2 separate regions of the Homo sapiens genome follow, and region 1 is linked to region 2. Evidence: read pairs that join two places in POLR2A ChIA-PET (ENCODE). Cell type or tissue: CD4-positive, alpha-beta T cell. All regions are shown on one strand. Each heading gives the region's core, and the rest is flanking DNA. Links, peaks and the distances in the headings are about the cores only.

Region 1 (5,309 bases), core at 1-5,000, 56 kb after region 2:
AGGTGAGAGGTTATTGGGAAAGTACCCCACAGATTACTTATTATTAAAAAAGGAAAAAGACCTTTCAAGTAAAACAATCTGACTGATAACACTTTAACAAATGATCTGCATCATAACCAAACTCTGCATCACCAATAATGAAAAAAAGTGCTATTACTCTGTCTCCTAATATGATGTAGTGATGTGATTTAGATGTGCTATCACCTATGTGCTATCCCTATCAAAAATGTTTAACCTGAAACTAACCAGGAAGAAAAGACAAAAACAGATTGTGGAGCACTCTACAAGACCATTGGCCTACACTCCTGAAAAAATGTTAACAACATAAAGAACCAAAAAGGTGGCGTGCACCTGTAGTCCCAACTACTCAGGTGGCTGAGATGGAAGGACTATTGATTGAGCTCAGGAGTTTGAGACTGCAGTGAACTGTGATCATGCCACTGTACTCCAGCCTGGGCCGAAGGGTGAGACCCCATCTCTTAAAAGATAAAAAAAGAGAGAGAAAGAGAGAGAGGGAGAGACGGGAGGTCTGTTCCAGATTAAAGGAGACTATAGAGATATGACAACCAAGTGTAATCAGTGATCCTTGGCTGGATCCTGGATTAGGGGACAAAATATAAGAACTTGGAACAGGAGACTGCATATTAGCTTATTACTACTATATGTCAGCCTTTTGGAATGTGATATAGTATTATGGTTTTATGCAGAGTAATATCCTTGTTCATAGGAGACACATGCTGTAGTATTTAGGGGTGAGGTGTCATGATATCTGCCACTTGCTTTCAAATCATCCAAAGACAATGCTTTCTTTTGAATGTTCATCATTTGGAGTTCAGCTAAATTTTTAAATGAAAATACTGTCAATGAAGAAATGTTTTCAGGCTGGGAACAGTGGCTTACGCCTGTAATCTCAACACTTTGGGAGGCTGAGGCGGGTGGGATCACTTGAGGCCAGGAGTTTGAGACCAGCCTGGCCAACATGATGAAACCCCGTCTCTACTAAAAATACAAAAATTAGCCAGGCGTGGTGGCACACGCCTGTAATCCCAGCTACTCGGGTGGCTGAGGCACAAGAATCACTTGAACCTGGGAGGCAGAAGTTGCAGTGAGCCGAGGTCATGCCACTGCACTCTAGCCTGGGTGACAGAGCAAGACTCTTTCTCAAAAAAAAGAGAGAGGAAAAAAAGAAACATTTTCTTTTGGTTCTCACCTTGCTATTTTGAAAACAATGGCTTGTTTAAATTCGAGTAAATAGGCAACCTGTATAAGCTGATTTACTAGCTTTCTAAATCCCATTTGATAAAGGAATTAGCTCTTCATGTTTTGGCTCCAACACTTCAAGGGATGCAAGTCATCTTAGTAATCTCAGAGGATGGCTCTTGTCAGTAGTACTGAGTCCATATGAAGAGAAGTACTATGAATAATTAAAACACAAAGATAAAAACAACAAGAAAACAAACTTTTGAACTTTCAAAAGCAGATAAAGCTGGAAGAATAAAGACATAAACTGAATTTTCCAAGTATTTCCCCTTAATTCCAGTTAAGCCATTAGGAGTATAGGTTTTTGTAAGCTAACAAAACAAATAAAACTTTTTCCTTGATTGAATGTTATATAAAAAAGACAGTAAGGACAGACAATTCCTAAAAACTGTAATGACACACTGAGACAGTTTCACCATTTTTATAAGAGAGACTTTTCTTCTTTCCCTCACCCTAGATTTATTCTGGATTTAAAATCACTATGTAGCTATGGATATTAATCTATGATAAAGCTTACTGTGCTGAACTGTCCAAAGGCGGAAAATTGCTACCCAATGCATCAGAAAGGGAACACAGTTCGTTCTGTTATGGACATGGCAGATAAGCATACACTCTCCAAAGTGCTAGTCAGCAAACACCTGAGACATAACAGAAAAATGAGAATACACTTAATATTTTATCAACAGTGTACTAAAAATTTCAGTTAACATAACTAAACTATCAGGTCCCCCAAATGAGAAGTCATTTTAAAGCCATATCTACCAATTCCCTATGTATATTATGTAAATTACTGTATTGTTCTCTTTGTTAAAATATCAGTGTCTTGCCTCAGATTATGCTACTAACAGGAGAGTTTTCAGAAAGATATTTCTTTGGTAAACTTATTTTTCTTCTCGGAACAAATAATTACTGAAGAAAACAAAGCTAAGAGACCACACTTCCCCTGACTCTGAGTGCTGAGTTGGATAAATTACTGTTTTCAAGTAAGCAGAAAGCAAAGGATTATATTAAAACAAACAAAAAAACCCCAGAAAATATTAGACTATCCAAATGTTACCATTATATACTAAAGGATGAACCTGAATACAGGATTATTCCCCTTAATATGATTTTACCCTATTTGGCCTCAAAAAGGTTGAACGACAGGACTAAGTCATCAACTTCCTCTCCCCAGGAAGATGCTGGGATGACAAGAAAAAGTTTTTAAAATCTGCAAAACTCTGAGGTGGAAAACAAGACATGTTCCTAACTGAACCAGAACTTTGGGGGAATTTCTGAACACTACACAGCAGATGAGGTCAGACCGAAGGAGAGAGCAAAGAAGAGAAAGTTGCCTCCCAAACACCAACTGTTAAGAGCAGCTCTTCCCAGGGAGCCTGGAGAAGCTCTAGGTCTGGGGTCAGCCCCAGAAAGCAGGAGTGAGCTAGGGGAATGCACTGGAGAGCAGCATCTGGGGGAAAAAGCAGAAACTGTGTTTGGATCAGTTAGGCCAGGTAGGTTTCTTTCCTTCCAGAGTGCACACTGTGGCTCCCATCTTTTCTTCTCTGGAAGACATAATAATCCTTATTTTTGGAGTTCAGACCCATCGAAAGGATATGTCAAGGTACTTGTCTTCTTTCCTTAATTCCTGCAGGGGCCTTGATATTCTGGCCCTTAACTGCTGAAGACAAGTCTTTGCAGAATCTCCAGAAAAATTTTCTAGCATTATTTCTTTTCCTTTGATGTCTCTGTCCTCTACTTCTAGAAGTATTATTAGATAGACTTCGGACATTTTGGTATTATTCTTCAGGTTTCTTAAGTATTTTTCTAAACCTGGGCTAAACAACAGAATCACCTGAGGAGCTTAAAAAAGCTACTGATGTCTGGACTCCAGCCCAGAGAGTCTGGATTTAATTGGTCTGTGGTGGGGCCAGGGTAATGGTGTTTTCAAAAACCATGTTAGATGATCCTAATGTGCAGTCAGACATGGTTGAGAACCACTGGACATTTCTCCCATTTTTCATCTTTGTCTCTGGCTTTATACCCTAAGAGAAATTCTTTGATGGAATTTTTATTTATTTCTTATTGTCTCTTAAGAGACAGGGTCTTGCTCTGTTGCCCAGGCTGGAGTGCAGTGGTACCGTCATAGCTCACTGCAGCCTTGAATTCCTGGGCTCAAGCAATCCTCCCCTTCAGCCACCCTAGTAGTTCAAACTATAGACATGTGCCACCACACCTAATGTTTTTTTTTTATTATTTTTTTCAGAAGAGACAGGGTCTCACTATGTTGCCCAGGCTGGTCTTGAAGTGATCCTGGGCTCAAGTGATCCTCCCACTTCGTCCTCTCAAAGTGCTAGGATTATTAAGAGTGAGCCACCACACCTGGCCTGATGGAATTTTTACAACACCATTTGGTCATCAGCTATATTCAATATATCATTTAGTGTGCTCAAGAGATTTTTAAAAGAATTTAGTGGCCAGGTGAGGTGGCTCAAGCCTGTAATCCTAGCAATTTGGGAGGCCAGAGCAGCCAGATGACTTGAGGTCAGGAGTTTGAGACAAGCCTGGCTAATATGGAAAAACCCCATCTCTACTGAAAATACAAAAACTGGCTGGGCATGGTGGCGGGCACCTGTAATTCCAGCTATTCAGGTGGCTGAGACAGGAGAATCGCTTGAACCCTGGAGACGGAGGTTGCAGTGAGCGGAGATTGTGCCATTGCACTCCAGCCTGGAGGATAAGAGTGAAACTCCATCTCAAAAAATAAAAATAAAAAAAGGCCAGGCGGGATGGCTCACATCTGTAATCCCAGCACTTTGGGAGGCCAAGGCAGACGGATCACAAAGTCAGGAGATCGAGACCATCCTGGCTAATATGGTGAAACCCTGTCTCTACTAAAAATACAAAATATTAGCCGGGCGTGGTGGCGAGCGCCTGTAGTTCCAGCTACTTGGGAGGCTGAGGCAGAAGAATGGCGTGAACCCGGGAGGCAGAGCTTGCAGTGAGCCAAGATCGCACCACTGCACTCCAGCCTGGGCGACAGAGCAAGACTCTGTCTAAAAAAAAAAAAAAAAAAAAGAATTTAGTAATAATGTTTTTTATTTTACATATTCTTATCGGATTGCTCATTTTCTTAGCACTAAGTCTTTATTTTGTAGATGCAATTACCTCTGAAATCTTTCTGAAGATACTACTGAGAATAAAATGGAGCATTTCTTATGAGTAAGTATTTGGCTAAAAGGTTTTTTTTTTTTAAAGAAAAAAAATGCCTCGACCTTCTGGGAGGTGGCATTTTGTGTAACCTCTAGCATCTCCCAAGAACACTAAGCAGTGGGGATTCTCTGAAGTTTGAGAAGGTAAGAACTGAAAATAAGAGAAAGGTAGCTTATTGTAAACATGAAAGTTAAAAGTAGAAGAGAGATGTAGAGAGAGGCAAAAGTCACAGGTGAGAAGTTTGATACTTATACTAGGGTTATAAAGGCGAAACATGAAATGCTTTGAGTGAAAGGGGAGTAGAGAGCAAAGGCTTGAGAAAAGAACCAGACAGGCTTAAATGCATATAGGGAAAAGAATCAAGGGAAGATGAAAAAGTCATGATGCAAGAATAGCATGGATCAGTTCATCAACTAAACACAGATCACTTAGTTCCAGCTAAATTTTAACCGTATGGCTAAATAAAAGTATTTCAAAGTTTTTCCTTAAAAGGATGGTCATGGGAATGTTAGACTAAAATTTGGCAAATGCATACTATAAAAATATACAGTTTTTGAAAAGCATGAGATAAATCTATACAGTAGAGAATCATTTAGCTAAGAGTCTAAACAAAAACATCCAAACAACTAAATTGGGAAACTATTTTGTAAATGTTCATCCATTATAAAAGAATGCCAGGCGCAGTGGCTCACACCTGTAATCCCAGTACTTTGGGATGTCAAGGCTTGAGCCCAGGAGTTTGAGACCAGCTTGGGCAACACAGTGAGACCCGATCTCTGCTAAAAATAAAAAATACACGCCTGTGGTCCCAGCTACTGGAGAGGCTGAGGCAGGAGTATCACGCCATGGTTGCACCA
Region 2 (5,383 bases), core at 288-5,287:
TCACTATGTTGCTCAGGCTGGTCTCAAACTCTTGGGCTCAAGCCATCCTCCTATCTTGGCCTCCTGAGTAGCTGGAAATATAGGAATGTGCTACCACACCCAGGAAAATTTTAAATTTTTTTGCAGAGAGGGGGGTCTCACTATGTTGCCCAAGCTGGTTTTGAACTCCTCGGCTCAAGTAATCCTGCCTTGGCCTCCCAAAGTGCTGGGATTTATAGGTGTGAGCCACCATGCCTGGAATATAAGTATGTGTGTGTATGTGTGTGTGTGTATATATTTATATATATATTTTTATATATATATATATTTTTATATATATATATATATATTTTTTTTTTTTTCCTCTGAGACGGAGTCTTGCTCTGTCTCTCAGGCTGGAGTGCAGTGGCATGATCTCGGCTCACGGCAACCTCCACCTCCTGGGTTCAAGCGATTCACCTGTCTCAGCTTCCCGAATAGCTGAGATTACAGGCACCTGCCACCACGTCCAGCTAATTTTTCTATTTTTAGCATAGATGGGTTTTCACCATGTTGGCCAGGCTGGTCTCAAACTCCTGACCTCAGGTGATCCACCTACCTCGGCATCCCAAAGTGCTAGGATTACAGGCGTGAGCCACAGCGCCCAGCCTGGCCTAGTCTATTCTTAACAAGGCAGAGGATTAAATCACATTGCCCCAAACAACATCATATACCTTCATGTGATTTCAAATATACCAAGCAGCAGTGCATGAATATACTCTTGGAGTGATGACAGAGCACAGGCTTGCTGTGGCACACCACTGGGAGAGTGCTCCTAAATAAGCAATGTCCACTGGGCCACGAGAAGGAAGGGGCAAGAGGCTGCTTTACAAAAATGGAAATAGTAAAGCCATAGGTCTAAATAACCACATGCTAAAGATTATCTTCTCTCTCTTTAACAATAAAAAAACACCATATGCTATGACAACAGCATTGGGGGATCAGTGCTGAGCTAGCAGGCCTTCAGAAGAGGTTACATGACAACAATCAGTGGTCATAACCAGACATATGTTTGTTTGGGGGAACATGAAGTAGAAGAGGTATGATTAGGAATGTCACTACTGGGGGTGAATCCCAAAGCAGGCCTCCCCTCACTTTCTTAGCCCAAAGGTACAGGCCCACAGGACAATGATTTCTTTTCTGAATCTAACAAAATATAAATGGTCATGTTTCCATTTATATTAATGTGCTTAATGTGGTCAGGCACAGTGGCTCACCCCTACAATCCCAGCACTTTGGGAGGCCAAGGCAGGAGGATGGCTCAAGCCCAGGAGTTTGAGACCAGCTGGGGCAACACAGTGAGACCCCATGTCTACAAAAAATAAACAAAATTAGCTGGGTGTGGTAGCGTGTGCCTGTAGTCCCAGCTACTTGGAAGGCTGAGGTGAGAGGACTGCTTGAGCCCAGGAAGTTGAGGCTGGAGTGAGCTATGATCGCGCTCACTGTATTCCAGCCTGGGTGACAAGAGTGAGACCCTATCTCAAAAAAAAAAAAGTTGAATGTACAGAACGTGGAGGTAGCACTGTGCAGGAATAAAAAAGGAACACAAATGCAGTCCTTGAGCTCCACAAAGGGTGGGGCTTTGGAAATGCCAGGGGCACGTGGCCGAAGACAACAGCATACCTAGCTCAGGTATATGCTGTGTGTGTCCAGGTCGGCTGCTGCTGGGAGCCTCCAGAGTGAAACTGAGATGGAAATATGTTCAAGGAGGCATGCTGTTTCTGGAATCCAAGGCAACTGACAAATTCTCTCTCTTCTCTACTTGGAGAAGTATAAAAAAAAAATGGCTTCGGGTTAGCTGCTTTCTTTCTTGTATCTCTGGTCACAGAGCCTAGTGGCCCTCGAGGACTTGCAGTTGGGATAACAACTTGGAGCCACAGTGCAGGCCTCTTCGTGACTCCTGTGAAGGGTACAATCCGTTCAGCTCTGAAAAGCTGCACCCCACTCCCCCAAGGAGCCACTTGGCAGAACGTGAACCTTTCTGTCCTCAACCCAGGAAAAAAAAAGTACAAAAAGAACAAGTCTAGGAACAAATAAGGGAACAAGTCTTGGATTCTACCCAAAAAAGTTAAAAAAAAAAAAAAAAGCTGACACATAGGAACAAAATAAGAACACGGAGCTCCTTCGTTGTATATCAGCTGTGCTATGTCAGTTGTTCTATTCTTCAGCAGCAGTGTTGGAGGCAAGAGACAAACTTGATAATGAATAAACACCATCTATCTATACCACCTACTAAGATAAGATACTGATTTATAGGAAGTGGATGGAGAAGAAACCTACCATAATTTTAAGGAAGTTGGTATTTTCTCACCTTTTCGAAGCTCTTAAGTGTAACTTCATATATAAGCTCAGCATTAGGTTCAATGCCAAATTTAGGCTTCCCTGCCTCTCCAAAACCATATCTGAAATGGAGAGTAAAAAATAAAACTTTAAAAGGATTGGTGTATTTCCAGGCACTTCCTTCAGTATTTTGAGGCATCAACAGAGCTATCATTTGCAAGCTACATGTGTCAGAGACCCTGAAGACAAACCAGATGTTGACCAGAAGATACAGTGTGAAGTATCTTCACTGCTACAGTTTTCTTAGAAACCAGGCTAGGTTTAGTTTTCTTTTCTCCTTCACATTCACATGTAATGCAACACCTGTACTCCTTGGGGCAGCTTGATTCATGGGATTTTAAATGTCACTGTCTTTTTCTCTACTTGATTTCATATCTAGTTTTTTTTTTTTAATAAAATGGCCATGATTTAGCTGCCAGGAATTTTCCCCTAAGTTTTATCAGCAAAAAGGACAGAGAAGACACAGCCACTGTAATTGTTAGAGTGGTACTCACGGGAGGTATGTTTTAATAAGCTTTTAACTTTAAAGTGCTGTCACTTCTAGTAGTACCACTTCCAGTCACATAAGTGAAGGGGAAAGGCTCACACATCAGGAGAGAAAAGTTTTCACACTATTTAAGTTTTTTTAAAAGCACATGAAGAAACACAAATAACATAATGATATACTCAAAAATAGCTGCCCTAGCAAGTTCTGACACCTCCTCTAGAGAAATATTCTTATGGCTTATAGCTATCAGAGTGTAGGATTCTATACCTTTTAGCCAAAACTTACTGAAAAAAATAACTGAGGACATATACATTTGTTTTCTTGGGATCATGTAAGATCTCCAGCAAATTAAATGTATTCGGGAAGCAGATATTTACTAGAATGGGAGCTGTAGCAGAGCTCTGTCTGGTTCACCTGTTTCCCAGTGTTTGTTTAGAACAAGGCCCAGCATATTAGTCAAGTGTTCACTGAAATATATTATGTTCCCATTTGTTGCAAGCAAAGCTGTTCTTTAATATATGAAATGGTATTACAAAAAACTTAGTAAACTCAAGCTTTCAAGGTACAGGTTGAAAGATGTCAAAACCGACTTAATCTAATACCTCCAGTTTTCTCTGGGGCAAAGGGACTAGAGTGGGAACACTCAAATTTTGTTGCTTGCACCACTTTCTTTACCCTTTGCCTGGATTTTCCAGGAATAAAAATGCTTACTCACTCACCTCCACTGTTACACAGAAAATGGAAGCTGGAGCCAAAAAGAGGAATAGAGATACGAGAGCTGGTAGGAATGAGGAGCGGGGCAAAGGGTATCTTCCACAAAGACATAATTACCAGTGACCAATTTTAAGAAGTGATGCCTAATTTTCTACTTTGAGCTCTTAGATGTATATACCTACTACCTTGTTTCTGCCATCTAATAAATTTTAAAAAAATTCCTTAACTACCCAGGTAGGTAGGTGAGTCCTTGCTAAGCACATATTTTCTGAGAGCATGTTATATTTGGAGTCCTGTGCTAAGCAGTTGCAAATGCAACAAATGATCTGGCATTTGCCTTAGACCAGCAGATCTCAACCAGGTTGATTTTAACTCCTCTTCCCTCCAGGAAACCTTTGGCAATGTCTAGAAATATTATGGGTTGTCACAACTATGGGGGTGCTACTGGTATCTGGTGGGAAGAGGCCAGGAATACTGCTGGATATTCTACAATGCACGTGACAGCCCCCTATGACCAAGGATTAGCAAGCCCAAAGTGTCAACAGTGCTGAGGATGAGAAAATCTGCCTGTGGGGAATGTGGGGCTGTATCAAGGGAGGCACCAAGTGTCCTATTATTGATGGGATTAAAGAAGACTAAAGAAAAATATTATTTCTACAATCTCTCCCAGGTTAAAATGAAGCGATTCAGTCAAGATACGTGTGGCGCACATGATCCTGCAGAGGTGGAAGCCCACGCCAAGATATTCTGGCAGCACCTACCCTGACTTCCATATTACACAGAAAGTTGTCAGCCTGGGTGAAGAAGGAACCAGGGCACCCAACTCATCTGACTGAAAAACAAAACACCACAAGAGGAATCCCAAGACCTAACCAAAAGATAATCTAGACTATGGTAACAGAAGGAATTCAGCGTTAATGCCCTTGAATTAAGAGTTTCCTCCAGAGAATAGAGATACAAATAATGACTATGAATGACCATTAAGCCTTAATGTGCATATAAGAAGCACTTGGACTACAAGCTCTTACCAATTGCTCCCTTTTTGCAGATAAAGACACAGAGTGCTTCCTGAGAAGTCACACACAGGCAGTGGTAGAGCCAGGTTTAAATTCAGACCCTGTGTGTCCCCAGAAAATCAGGTTTTTTGGACTCATACTGCCTCATAACTAGACATTATGGCTCTTGGTAGTCTGTTTTTTTATTTTTATTTTTGAGACAAGAGTTTCACTCTGTCACCCCAGGCATCGTGCAGTGGCATGATCTCAGCTCACTGCAACCTCCGCCTCCTGGGTTCAAGCGATTCTCCTGCCTCAGCCTCCCGAGTAGCCGGAATTACAGGCATGCACCACCACGCCCAGCTAATTTTTATATTTTTAGTAGAGACGGGGTTTCACCATGTTGGCCAGGCTGGTCGCGAACTCCTGACCTCAAGTGATCCTCCCGCCTCGGCCTCCCAAAGTGCTGGGATTACAGGTGTGAGCCACCTTGCCTGACCAATAGCCTGTGTTTTTGTTTGGGGTTCATGCGTGACAGAAACATAAGGAAAGGACGGAAAAAAAAGTTAAAACTATATACACTTGACCTAAAACAAAAAAGATTTATTAGTCTCAGTATTTAAAACAATACAAAGGGAAGATATTGTCCCAATGAGGAGAAAGAAAAATGGATTGTCTGGAAATGTTTTATGACTTTCTTATTATGAAGACATTCTAGGCCAGGTGTGGTGGCTCACACCTGTAATCCCAAGCACTTTGGGAGGCTGAGGCTGGAGGACTGCTTGAGCCCAAGAGTTTGAGACCAGCCTGGACAACATAGTAAGACCCT

The links. Peaks named below come from ENCODE experiments on the same cell type or tissue, not always from the same donor. Only the 100,000 strongest peaks of a DNase experiment are listed, where the experiment ranks them.
Region 1: POLR2A ChIA-PET joins it to region 2 with 9 read pairs; 9 of 35 experiments call an interaction of 5 or more read pairs at or near these places.

Annotation. Positions count from the first base shown.
Region 1 is chr6:35,644,953-35,650,261 of GRCh38, forward strand. All of the region lies in intron 1 of FKBP5 (FKBP prolyl isomerase 5), which reads right to left. Among named protein-coding and RNA genes, the nearest start is that of MIR5690, 17 kb to the right of the region's middle. In CD4-positive, alpha-beta T cell, for the core only: no CTCF peak of the experiment used is centred there; no DNase peak of the experiment used is centred there.
Region 2 is chr6:35,588,801-35,594,183 of GRCh38, forward strand. It overlaps FKBP5 (FKBP prolyl isomerase 5), which reads right to left. Exons shown (of 11, transcript NM_004117.4): 7 at 2,330-2,420. Among named protein-coding and RNA genes, the nearest start is that of LINC03135, 48 kb to the left of the region's middle. RefSeq lists a silencer at 2,158-2,358. In CD4-positive, alpha-beta T cell, for the core only: no CTCF peak of the experiment used is centred there; no DNase peak of the experiment used is centred there; H3K27ac peaks cover 1,733 bases.